Linked DNA regions of Homo sapiens: region 1 is linked to region 2. The links are chromatin contacts, found by Hi-C or POLR2A ChIA-PET in ENCODE. All regions are on one chromosome and are shown on one strand. Each heading gives the region's core, a stretch centred on a gene start or an enhancer-like site at or near the end of the contact. The rest is flanking DNA. Distances are from core to core; before and after follow the strand shown. Region 1 overlaps SLC7A11 (solute carrier family 7 member 11). Region 2 holds the start of SLC7A11-AS1 (SLC7A11 antisense RNA 1).

Region 1 (5,650 bases), core at 2,943-5,442, 92 kb before region 2:
TCAGCAGTCTGTGTTTTAACAAGCCCTGCAGGTGATTCTGATGCATCTCAAGTATGAGAAACACTGCTGTAGCATTTACGGAGTACATGAATGACATAAATCCATATGTTCTGGGGTATAGCAATAGACAAGACAGACGAAGTATCTGCCCCCATGGACCTTATTAAGTTACAAAGGAATATGTGGTTTTTTGCCCTGATGAAATGTTTATACATACCCAACAGAGCCTATAATTATTGTAGATACCATTATATTCTTCATTTGAATTAGCCTGTTATTTTCTTCGGTATCAGAGAATGGCTAACAAAAGATAATGAATAAGTGATTCCTTTGTGCATTTCAGAACCATTCCCCTTGCAATATGTATATCCATGGCCATTGTCACCATTGGCTATGTGCTGACAAATGTGGCCTACTTTACGACCATTAATGCTGAGGAGCTGCTGCTTTCAAATGCAGTGGCAGTGGTAAGTCCAAGTTGGGAAAATGCCAATTGGAATTTAGGTTAATGAGCTGATGCAATTTTATAGTAGTTCCCTCTAGCAGAAAGTGTTTTGAAATTCAGTAATCTTTTCTTGACCTGAATAATAGTGAATATTTAAAAAATTTAGAGCATACCTTAGCATATTCCATTTAACTGATATATCTAAATTCCTATATGATTTCCCATTATTTCTAATTTCTTATAAAACAGTTTCACACATACATGCTTGAAAATCTGCCAAAGCTTATTCTCCCAGCATGTCTTTAAAGATAGGTGGACAGTTATTGAATCTAAATAAATGCATTTTTTCTATGCAAATTACAATTTATTCTGTACACTTTCCTGTTTGTAAACTTTTCATATGCGAACTCAGAATCCTTTCCCCAAGTGTCACTTAAGAATTTTGATGTGGACCATATAAATTTGGTTTTCCTAGTATATCCTTTTGAATACTAGTCCTGCGATATTAATAAATTTAGGAAATACTGGGTTATTCAAAGTTAAACCGATGTTGTTATAATACTTCTCAGAATATTAAAGATACCAACATGCATTTGAACTCCCTAAGAAGTGGATACACATAATTTTATAGCATTTTCCAAAATTTATTTGACACTAGGACCATCTTTGTCCCCAAAGATCATGTTATAAGACTGTTATTCTGTGATACACTTTTATTTTGCATAAAACTTAGCTAGTAAGAGACCATTCACTCTTGACCTCATAACAATGAATGGTGAAAAGTTAAGTTCCCATTACTTGATGTCAGTTCCTTTTAAAATAGTTAGTATTACCTCATATCAGCAGCATCTACAGGGAATAAATTATCTCATTTCATTTGAACCTGTGTATGAGTTCACTACATTGAAAAAGACTTCGACCACTGCTCTAAGTCCCACCAGACAATCAAATATACAAAGCTTATTGAAGTCAGGTCAGTCATCTCATCTTTTGAGACAAAGGGCAGCACTTATTCTTTGGGCATAATGTGGCCCATTAATTGCATAGCACCAGCTGCATCAAGGACAACTAATGAATCCAACACATTTTCTTTTTTTGGAAAATACATCCTTCATGGAAATTTGCAATATCGCACATATCATGGCATAAAAGAACATTTTAGAAGTTGTGTTTATCTTTTAAGTTTCTGTGGCTTATCGGACTTATATTTGTGTTCTAGCCTTTTTATAGGAAACCACAAAAGAAATTGACACATACATGAGGGGGAGGGAGGGACTTTATAAACAGAGATTTAGCTAGTGTGATTTTCTGGGAAAAAGATTTTCAGAGCTACTCATGTATATGCTATAAATTATTAAGTCATCAATTATTTTATTTACCTCCTAAGAATGGGATTGGCATATGAAACACATATCTGTAATACTTCTCAGTGTATTTCAATATAAAATTTGGTTTTCCAGGCTAAAGAGAACGTATTATACAGAAAGATTTCTATCTCCAGTAGAACTTCTGATTTGAGCTTTTATCACTTGTCAGAGTCAGAGACAATACACATCATAGTTGATAAAGATTCGATAAATGGATCATTGCTTTTTGAAAGTAGAGAGAAGGTGCTTGTTTAGATCTTTGACTATAGTTTTGCAACAAGCAATGCCATGGTCCTTGCTTTTGATTATTGTCTACGGAGTTAGTCTGACCCTAACCAAAGAGAGAAATTATAAAACATACAAGTATCACCAGGCTAATAGAAAGTCATAGAGCAAGTTTGGCCTAAATTGTTTCATTTTATTCCACTTTCTGGCAAGGCATTAATTTGCTTCGTTCTTTCTTTCACTAGACCTTTTCTGAGCGGCTACTGGGAAATTTCTCATTAGCAGTTCCGATCTTTGTTGCCCTCTCCTGCTTTGGCTCCATGAACGGTGGTGTGTTTGCTGTCTCCAGGTGAGTGAGTTCATGTATTTCCAGAAACACATTTCTGTTTTTGAGATTGGATGTGATAAGGATAACTTTAAAAAGAAAAGAAATAGTGCCTCCAAACCTGTTGTTTTTAAAGGGACATGCAAGATTGAAATATTGGTCCAAGTATCAACAGCACGTTTTATTCTGTCCATTAGAGGGCACTGCTTGCCTATTAATAGCTTATTTGGAAGACGGACATGTGGCTTTTTTAAAAATAGTATTTCCACAGTCTAACAATGGCATTTTATTTCTGGTGATATAATTTTCTGTTTCTCTGAAGATGCCAAGAAAAAAGTAAAGTAAGAGACATCAGAAATCACCACCCCTACCATCAGTATTTCCTTTGTTTAGTTTGATGCAATAGTCTTTTTGTTTTAATATACGATTAAAAGCCAATCAGATAAATGTGAATGCTACATATAGGTGTGTGTACCTGTGGATGTGCATGTGTGTGTGTTTGTTGAATTGGATTGACAACACACATATAATACTAGGAATCTAGAACTAGATTTCCCATCAGCTATTTATATGTAGAGAGAGCTATGCTGAGTCAGATATTGCTATTCTTTCTCTTCAAAGAATAATATAATGTTGGCAGATTTTGTAAAATCCAAATTTAGATTTCCTATGATATTTCTCCACCTTATTTGAAAAGTGAACTTAGGCAATCACCTAAGGAATACCTGACCATTTGGTATGAAAAGATGCACGTTTTCTCTGGGATTTTTGGATTTTCCCTTTGAAATGATCAATCATACAGTCAACTCCACCCACATTTCTCTCCCATCAGGTTATTCTATGTTGCGTCTCGAGAGGGTCACCTTCCAGAAATCCTCTCCATGATTCATGTCCGCAAGCACACTCCTCTACCAGCTGTTATTGTTTTGGTAATGCATATTAACAAGTATATCTAGATATAACCTTGAATAATAGGTTAGCAAAAAGGAATTCCAACCAGACATTAGATAGTATTTTACTTTCTCATTCATTGCTAATGTATGTCATGGTGGAGTTTGGGAGGCAGGATATCTTCCATCTCTTCCCTTTACTCCATGTTTCTGATGCCTATTTTTTTTGATGCTTTGGGGCAAAAATCATCATCACCTCACTTTCATCTTTGCAGAAATGTGTAAGGTCTAAGGAAAATGATTGGCTTGGCTCCTCTCATTGACATAGCACCTCACAGAAAAGAATGTAGAGTATTAAGTCCCAATGACTTAAGGAAAGTAGAGCAAAAAGCTACAGTCCAAAAAGTACCCAGATGTATCATCTAGGCACCTTATAATGAAATGCACACAAAATTATTGAAACAATTGATAAAATCCTAGACAGTGCCATGATTCATTTGAGACATTTGAGAGCAAGTGTCTTTTATCCTGCAGGATAAAAATAAAAGCACCACGAGGTAAATTTGAGTTGTAAAATTCTTTCTGCAGAGCAAAGTGTGAAATGTGAGCTACAAAAGACTGTATGAGGTGTAAAAGTCCTCAAATACCCATTGGCAATGTTATATTCATTTTTACTGATGATTTTGTAACATTTCTCTCAACTGGAGTCTGTTGTCAGGAGCACCACAGAATGCACTGAACATTTTTTTTTCATGCATTTAATTTGTTTCAGAACGTTTCCTTGAAATTTCTTTTTAAAGTATGTGTACTCTCTGTGCAGAATCTGGATGTTAACGTCACTTGTGGGAACAGAATGTATTATTCCGTGAAGAGGGCTTTCATTTTAAGCCTCTGCTATCAGTCATGCTGTCCTTGGCATGTGCAGCTGCAGAGACTTGCTAAGCTGATCTCTGCGCTTCATTCTTCTCCGTGGTCTTGAGGGTCACACACGGCAAGCACACCAGGAGAGTAAATGTGGAGGAAAAAAGGTCAATGTTTTGCAATCAAGAGCCAACAGAATCACCTATGAGTGTCTGTGTTTCCTGGGTGTGGATAGCCAAGAGCTCACCGGAGAGCATTTGCAGAGCTTTCTGTAAATCTTCCAATTGGGCCTCTTTTACTGTTCATTATCGGTTATTTACTAATCATCTCAATCTTTGAGTCTTTCAATTTTGAGTCATTGAGTAACCTTTCTTTTACTCTTTGAAGACATACTATCTTCTCTCAAATGCAAAAGGAACTAAAAACACAACACAACATTCATATAGAATTCCACTTGAATAAAGTATAATGGCCATATCACTCTCATACTGTTACTGGTGTGTAAATGGATTATGACAACAGAATATAGAAAAGAGATTAGTCAAATCCAAGTTTTAACTATGATGATAATTTATCGGTATAAATAATTATTTGAAAAAGGTCGTAATGCATAGTGAGGTTTTTGTTGTTAATCATCTGTGTTTTCACTGAATTCACCAAGCTTGCTTCCCTTTCCCCCCTCAGCACCCTTTGACAATGATAATGCTCTTCTCTGGAGACCTCGACAGTCTTTTGAATTTCCTCAGTTTTGCCAGGTGGCTTTTTATTGGGCTGGCAGTTGCTGGGCTGATTTATCTTCGATACAAATGCCCAGATATGCATCGTCCTTTCAAGGTAACCTCAGCAATCTTGATGGGTTTACATAAATCTCTCTCCTAATACCTAGTCCTCCCTTTGTCATAACTTGCTGATGGGGAGGTTGGGCTGGGGGCAGCATCTGTGGAATAAAAATGTTTAACTCTTGCAGGCAGTGCTTTCCTGTTGGATTTATTTTAAGTTGGAAAAAAAACAGTGGATCCAATTTTTTATGTGATGGGCTTGAACTTTGTATGTCAAATTTTTGAAAAATGACTGTATGAATGAATGTTTGGTATGTTGATTTTTCATGAATGTGTTCAATGACCTGATATACTCAAAGTATGGGCTACTTCTGTCTGTCTTTATGCTAGAGTTGTGGACAGCCATGGTGAGGAGGAGTAAGGGAGATACTTTGTTAATGCCAATTCCAAAAAGGAATTTGCCTTTACAAAATAGGCATTTTAAGTACTTAAATGTTGTGACTTGTTACATTGCTCTTTCTCTATATTATACACTCCAAAAAGAATAGAAATGTAAAATATACAGGGAAAGAGAAGATCTACAAATTTACCACTTGATACCCATTTACCATAAGTAAGCATCTCCCTTTTGGAGGACTGGAGAAAAAGCTTGTCATCTTCTTCAGACTTGACTCATGGATTGATTTGACCTCACGATTTATTTGTTTTTAAGAAATGGCATAGATAAGGTTGTCAGTCATGTTGTCAGGATTTGTTTC
Region 2 (6,419 bases), core at 848-3,347:
TCACACTAATTTTTCTTTGTGTGCTTTTTAATACTTAGCAAACTCTATTTTATCTTAAATTCTTCATCTAGGAATCTGCCCACCACTCAAGCCTGGGAAAGCTGGCAGAGGATGCACGTGTTTTACTCACCTGAGTGTTTACAATGCTCGTGAGGTGCCTCCCTGATAGTAAGTGCTGCTCTTTCTTAACATTCTTTTTTCCTTTAAAATTTGTTTCAATCCATGAGGTAAAAAATAATGACGATATAGATAGACGAACAGTTCATGTTGTTTTTCCCTGCAGTCAAATAGACAAAAATTTCAACACAAACTTTTATTCCTGGTATTTGGCTTAAAAGTAAACGTCAGCTACGTCAAGAAGCTAATGGTGTTCTCTGCATATCTCACCAGTTACTGATTCTTCTACTTAATATAAAAATGCATTTCCAAAATCTTACCACTGGGGGGCAGCATCGTGCAAAGCTAGCCTTTAGTTTTTCCTTCCTGTGTCCAGTATAGAGTGCTCCTAATATCTATCACAGACTGGTGCTGTGCCATTAATGGAAGAAGAGCGAGCGTGCGTGCGTGCGTCCGTCCGTCCGTCTGTCTGTCTATCGGTCTATTTTCCCTTTGCCAAATTCTTTCCTCTTCCTTTTTTTCCCAGTTCTTTGTGAGTTAAAACTTCTGTTTTTGAAACTTCCAGGAGCTTAATTAATAAACATGAAAACCAAGTTGAAGCTGGCACAAAGCCCTTTTTTGCTCAACCACTTGGGCATGCTAGGGTAACTGTAGTTATTTACATTTGGCATCCAACTGACTCAAAGAGCAACACTGCTTTTTTCTTTCCCCCCTATGAGTACCGAAGCTATTAAATTAAACAGGTTAATGTGGCTACAGCATTTCGCCCCCTACTATCCCCCAGCTATAGTAAATCTGCCACCTGTTTATTTCCATAAAAATTCAATTACAGCACCACGAGTTATTCTTCTTATGTGAGCAATTAACTTTAGGCAGTTTCAGGCCACAGAGAAAGGCCAGGCTGGCCTGCTCCTTTCTTCTTCGCTCCCTTTAGCCGCAGGTCGTTCTTTCGCTAAGTGACTGTGCTCCTTCACACCAGTGAAAAAATGAAAAAGGAAAGAATAGACTAGACTGCTGGGCACTGTCACGCCAATGAAAAAGCAAAAAGCGAAAAACCGCAAACAATCTTCTGCCTCCCTATGCCCAAGCCTTAGAGGCCCGGGGAAGTTAGCAGCAAGCAGGCAGCCAGGACCACAGGGGCACACCGGTGTTGTTCAATAGCACACCAAAATGAAGAAGAAATTACTTGCAATGTGTTCATTTTCTTTCTTCTTTATATTTGTAAAAAATGTGACCAAGAAGGGAAAGGCTGGTAAAATGCCACAGCGTTCTGGCTAAAGCAACAACGCAATTGTGAAGAGAGAAAACTGCATTCATCCACATGTCCCAGCAAGAGCTATCACCAAAGGCATTGTGAAGCAGTTGAGCAGTTACATCTGCTCTCCTTTAACAGGAATGAGTCTTTAGTACCCGGTTGCAAATGTTGACTTTTACCTTTTCTTTAAATGTCTGCTACTCTTTGTCATATTTCTTCTCCTTCTCTCCAAATTCTACCAATAAAAGTAAAAATTACTGAATCGTACATCTAGTGATTTTCTGCATGACCTAATTGTCGAACAGGTATTGAGGTACTTGCTTTCCATCGATCCCTGTAATGCCATTGACACTGACTTATATTTCTAGTAAATGTATAAACATGGTTTTAAGAGTGGGTTAGACTCTGAAATAATCTTTGAGTAAATCTTACCCCAGGTTCAGGTTAAAACAAATACTTCTTCGTAAGTAGGTTGGTACCAGTTCCTATTGAGAGGTGACAGCTTGCTGGCAGCCCTCGCTGGCTCTGGGCGCCTCCTCGGCCTTGGCGCCCACTCTGGCCGCGCTTGAGGAACCCTTCAGCTCACCGCTGCACTGTGGGAGCCCCTTTCTGGGCTGGCCAAGGCCAGAGCCGGCTCCCTCAGCTTGCGGGGAGGTGAGGAGGGAGAGGAGCGGCGGCAACGGCGCGGCGGGAACCGAGGATGCGCGCGGCGCTTGCCAGACAGAATGAGTTCCGGGTGGGCGTGGGCTCCGCGCGGGCGGGAACCGGGGCTGCGCGCGTTGCTTGCCGGGCTGCGCGCGGTGCTTGCGGGGCTGCGCCCGGCGCTTGCAGGCCAGCACGAGTTCTAGGTGGGCGTGGGCTCGGCGGGCCTCGCACTCGGAGCAGCCGGCCGGCCAGCCCGCAAGCACCGGGCAGTGAGGGGCTTAGCAACTGGGCCAGCAGCTGCTGTGCTCTATTTCTCGCAGGGCCTTAGCTGCCTCCCTGCAGGGCAGGGCTCGGGACCTGCAGCCCACCATGCCTGAGTCTCCTCCCTGCTCTCCTCTCCCCGCTCCCCCGCCGTGGGTTCCTGCGCGGCCTGAGCCTCCCCAACGAGCGCCGCCCCCTGCTCCCGGCGCCCGGTCCTAACGACCACCCAAGGACTGAGGAGTGGGGGCAAACGGCGCGGGACTGGCAGGCAGCTCCACCTGCGGCCGGTGCGAGATCCACTGGGTGAAGCCAGCTGGGCTCCTGAATCTGGTGGGGACTTGGAGAACTTTTATGTCTAGCTAAGGGATTGTGAATGCACCACTCGGCACTCTGTATCTAGCTCAAGGTTTGTAAATGCACCAATCAGCACTCTGTGTCTAGCTCAGGGTTTGTAAATACACCAGTGGACACTCTGTATCTAGCTAATCTAGTGGGGACGTGGATAACCTTTGTGTCTAGCTCAGGGATTATAAATGCACCAATCAGCACCCTGTCAAAACGGACCAATCAGCTCTCTGTAAAACAGACCAATTGGCTCTCTGCAAAATGGACCAATCAGCAGGATGAATAAAAGCAGGCTGCCCCAGCCAGCAATGGCAACTGTACAGGGTCCCCTTCCACACTGTGGAAACTTTGTTCTTTCGCTCTTTGCAATAAATCTTGCTACTGCTCACTCTTTGGGTCTACACTGCCTTTATGAGCTGTAATACTCACCGTGAAGGTCTGCAGCTTCACTCCTGAAGCCAGCCAGACCACGAACCCACCGGGGAGTAACGAACAAGTCGAGAGTGTGCCTTAAGAGCTGTGACACTCACCGCAAAGGTCTGCAGCTTCACTCCTGAGCCAGCGAGCCCATGAACCCACCAGAAGGAAGAAACTCCGAACACATCCGAACATCAGAAGGAACAAACTCAGGACACACCGCCCTTAGGAACTTTTAACACTCACTGTGAGGGTCCGCAGCTTCATTCTTGAAGCCGGTGAGACCAAGAACCCACCAGTTCCGGACACACTATCGAAGTGTAGTTATTATCAATAAATTCAGAGAATAAGAAAAACATCAAAAGAGAAATAATTAGGGTATAAATAGATGATACAACCCAAGGGCACCTTGAACCCCTATCTAGGACAGGTGTATGGAGGGCTCAGATTACTCATCCAAATTGTCATGTGTCTGAGTTGATTCCTGAGCAACATTAGCTCAGGCAGTGTTGCTGGGCAGGCATGGATGTCAGATGTCGGCCATTCCTAAAATACTCCCAGGGGATTAAGTGAGTATATAAATATCTCCCTCCTGTGTTCCTGCATCTGAAGGTGCCCTACACCCGAGAGCATTAGTGTGCTGCTAGGATAAAAGAATGTAATAAAATGGACTTTGAAGGCACATGTCAAAGGAAAAAATACAGTCTAATTAAATTTAATCATCTTTTAAATGGTTACTCAAAAGAGAGACTCTGTTAGAAGTTCAAAAGGCCTATATAAATCCTCCCGAGGCAAGTCCATACCGAGAGCTCACATATGGCAGTTGGAAGAGTAAAGGAAAATTTAGAAAGTTTGTTTCATCTTGGTAGGGCTGATGGGACTTTAATGAAGACAGACCAGTATCACATGGCCCTGAGATCACATTCTCTGCTGTCAAATGGGTTCAAGTTCACAGTCTTGAAAATTGTCCTTTTCCTATATTCAAATGTTCTCATGAGCCCTTTTCTTTTCAGTTCAAAGTAGATGTTAAAATGAGTTTTAAGTGTTTATTCTTTATCCTAGATTTTGGGCAGATGCCTAATTTCCATAGCTTCCTTACCTCCTGAAGAGTTTCAGGCTTTTTGCTTCTGCCAAAATGTAGCAAACCTACAGCTTGGTACTTTGAAGTTTGAGTTAAAGCAAAACTAAATGGACCATGTTTATCTGATCAATTAAGGCATTGCCTACATCCTCAGTACTGATGTTTCTCATTTAAGCAGCGTTCTATACAATCCTCAGGAAATTAACAACAGAAATAGAGTTTGGGGAAAGGGGGGTCATTATACAAAGAAATGTAGGAAGAGTGTGGAAGAATTTGACTAGGCTCCAATACAAACTGCATAAACTGGTCTCCAGTGTAAACTGAAGAATGTCTTTGTAGAAGTGGGACTGTAGAAAAATATTTTTTAAAGTTCCAAAAATAGAAGTTTGATTTAAAACGCCTATTAGGTAAAGTGATCTACTAGATTTAATAGTCTTTAACATGATTGATGTTTTTAATTAAAAATACCTCATCTTTCTCTCAGGGATTAGCATGTGTACAATTCAGTTTAACTACAGTTCAACAGGGAGAATTCTATAAACAGTACCATGCTAAGCAGAGTATTCAATTTAAAAAAATAAAATGAGCATAAATTAAAATTCTTCTAGGAGTTTACAATTTCTTTTTCTTGAGACCAAACCGAACAACACCAATTGATTAGTATGAGAGTGAATGATAGGTAATTGAACCCTCTGGCTGTTCCCAGTCAACGTTCTGTTCTACTATTCCCAATAATAGCTGGAGATACACTTGTTTGGCTTCCATTCCAGCTAGCTCAGGACCTGTGTACACAGCCCTTTCTATAGAAAGACAGGAAATCCTCTTTTCTCAGAATTCCTACTAGATTCCTTAGTCCTTGTTTTGAGCGAATCACATCGTCCAACTGGCACCAACAGATTAACTTGAAACTTTGTAAAGAAAATGATGTGCTTTTTGATATCTGGCAGATTCTATGGAGATTGCCTTCCAAATTCAAAGATTTGTCTCCGAAATTGTGCCTTGGCAAGAAAACGAATGTACAATCTTCACACATAGGGTGTGTTTCACTTCAATTTTAATACTATAGAGGCAAAAAAACAGCTTTCTCCAAGTTCCAAGTTTTATGTCCATAGTCTCTTCAACTATAAATGGGAAAAAATAGCAAAGATAAAGCTATTAATCTGTCTGACCCATATTCCCCTAAAAAGTTGCTTTTTCTTTCTAATTTGGTTTTCTATATTTCTTTTATGATTTACTTCTATAATTATTTTTATGATTTTTCTGATTTATTTTATGCATCTGTTTCTTCCCCAAAGACATATGATGTCTGTCCAGTTATTTAAATTGCGATAACTTTTAAACTTGATTTATTAAATATATGGTGGAGATAATTGTAGAGATTTTGTGGAAGCCTGTACGAGAAAAAAGTTTTCCTGGGGAAAACTGTTTCAACATGGTACATGTCTTGATAAAGATCTGTGTTGATTTAATGGAAAACTTATTTCCCAATGTATTTATAAGTAAAATTTTGTATGATTAAATGGCAGCCGATGGGGGAAACTTGGGGAAATAAATCACTTTTCCTTAGAAAAAGATTCATTTATATTTTAACCCCTGAGACAGTGTTACTGATGATATTATAGTTAGATCATTATTTACCATTTCAGATTTACACTAAATATCTCGATTTATCTAACGTGGATGAAAGTGTTCTTGGGCCTACTTATATCTCTTAAGTAGACTAATGAGATGACAATTTTGAAAAGGGTAAGAAAGTGTAAGGAGTATTTTTATTCTATTATGTTCAAGTTGTTTTTGGTTTCTTTCTTTTTTTTAAGAATATTTCAAAACTGCTTTGGCTGTATTGAAGGTGGAAATGAGGATTTTTCTCTTAACAACAGATAATTGGTACAATGTGATCTATTTCATGTTTGGAATGATATGGGTTTTGTACTTAAAGTTGCTGGGTTGACAAGAGCTGTGTGGAAAGGAGAAAATAAAAAGGGACAAAATCAGTGACGGTAGAGAGATAGAATCATGAAAGGGGCTACTGAGGATATCACCCTGTTTAACCTTTTGTGCATTGCTTATTGCTTCTACATAATTAAACTACGATAAGCTTAGGCAATACGTATTGGGTTTGAACTTTCAAACCACAGTGAGGCTATTTTTTAACCTGACAGTTAATTTTTCATCTCAATAATGACAGAAAAATTATCAAAATTTTGTAGATATTAAGCCTATCATTGGTTGGAACATTTCAACTGCTTCATGTAGAGCAGTTGATTTAAAAATTTGTAATTAATTAAATAACTGAAG

What was found. Hi-C counts contacts between places; a loop is a spot of excess contacts on that map. ChIA-PET counts read pairs that join two places held with the same protein, here RNA polymerase II (POLR2A). Pooled maps may share reads with other maps.
Region 1: a map of Calu3 shows a loop between it and region 2 (13-fold over the local background). The contact joins the enhancer-like site here to the promoter of SLC7A11-AS1 in region 2. A Hi-C loop is called at or near these places in 32 of 168 maps with a recorded cell type or tissue (B cell, Caco-2, Calu3 and 22 more), 36 of 37 single-sample maps with no recorded cell type and 32 of 50 pooled maps. POLR2A ChIA-PET finds 5 or more read pairs at or near these places in 2 of 52 experiments (OCI-LY7 and WTC11).

Annotation. Positions count from the first base shown.
Region 1 is chr4:138,179,938-138,185,587 of GRCh38, reverse strand. It overlaps SLC7A11 (solute carrier family 7 member 11), which reads left to right. Exons shown (of 12, transcript NM_014331.4): 7 at 344-467; 8 at 2,283-2,386; 9 at 3,195-3,291; 10 at 4,798-4,947. Among named protein-coding and RNA genes, the nearest start is that of LINC00616, 52 kb to the right of the region's middle. Within about 2 kb of position 4,192, at least 2 of the 41 ENCODE cell types and tissues checked have a DNase peak (open chromatin) inside an H3K27ac peak, as active enhancers do.
Region 2 is chr4:138,084,692-138,091,110 of GRCh38, reverse strand. It overlaps SLC7A11-AS1 (SLC7A11 antisense RNA 1), which reads right to left and starts at 2,097. Exons shown (of 7, transcript NR_038380.1): 1 at 1,805-2,097; 2 at 131-277. It overlaps LINC00616 (long intergenic non-protein coding RNA 616), which reads left to right. Exons shown (of 11, transcript NR_037866.1): 7 at 72-168.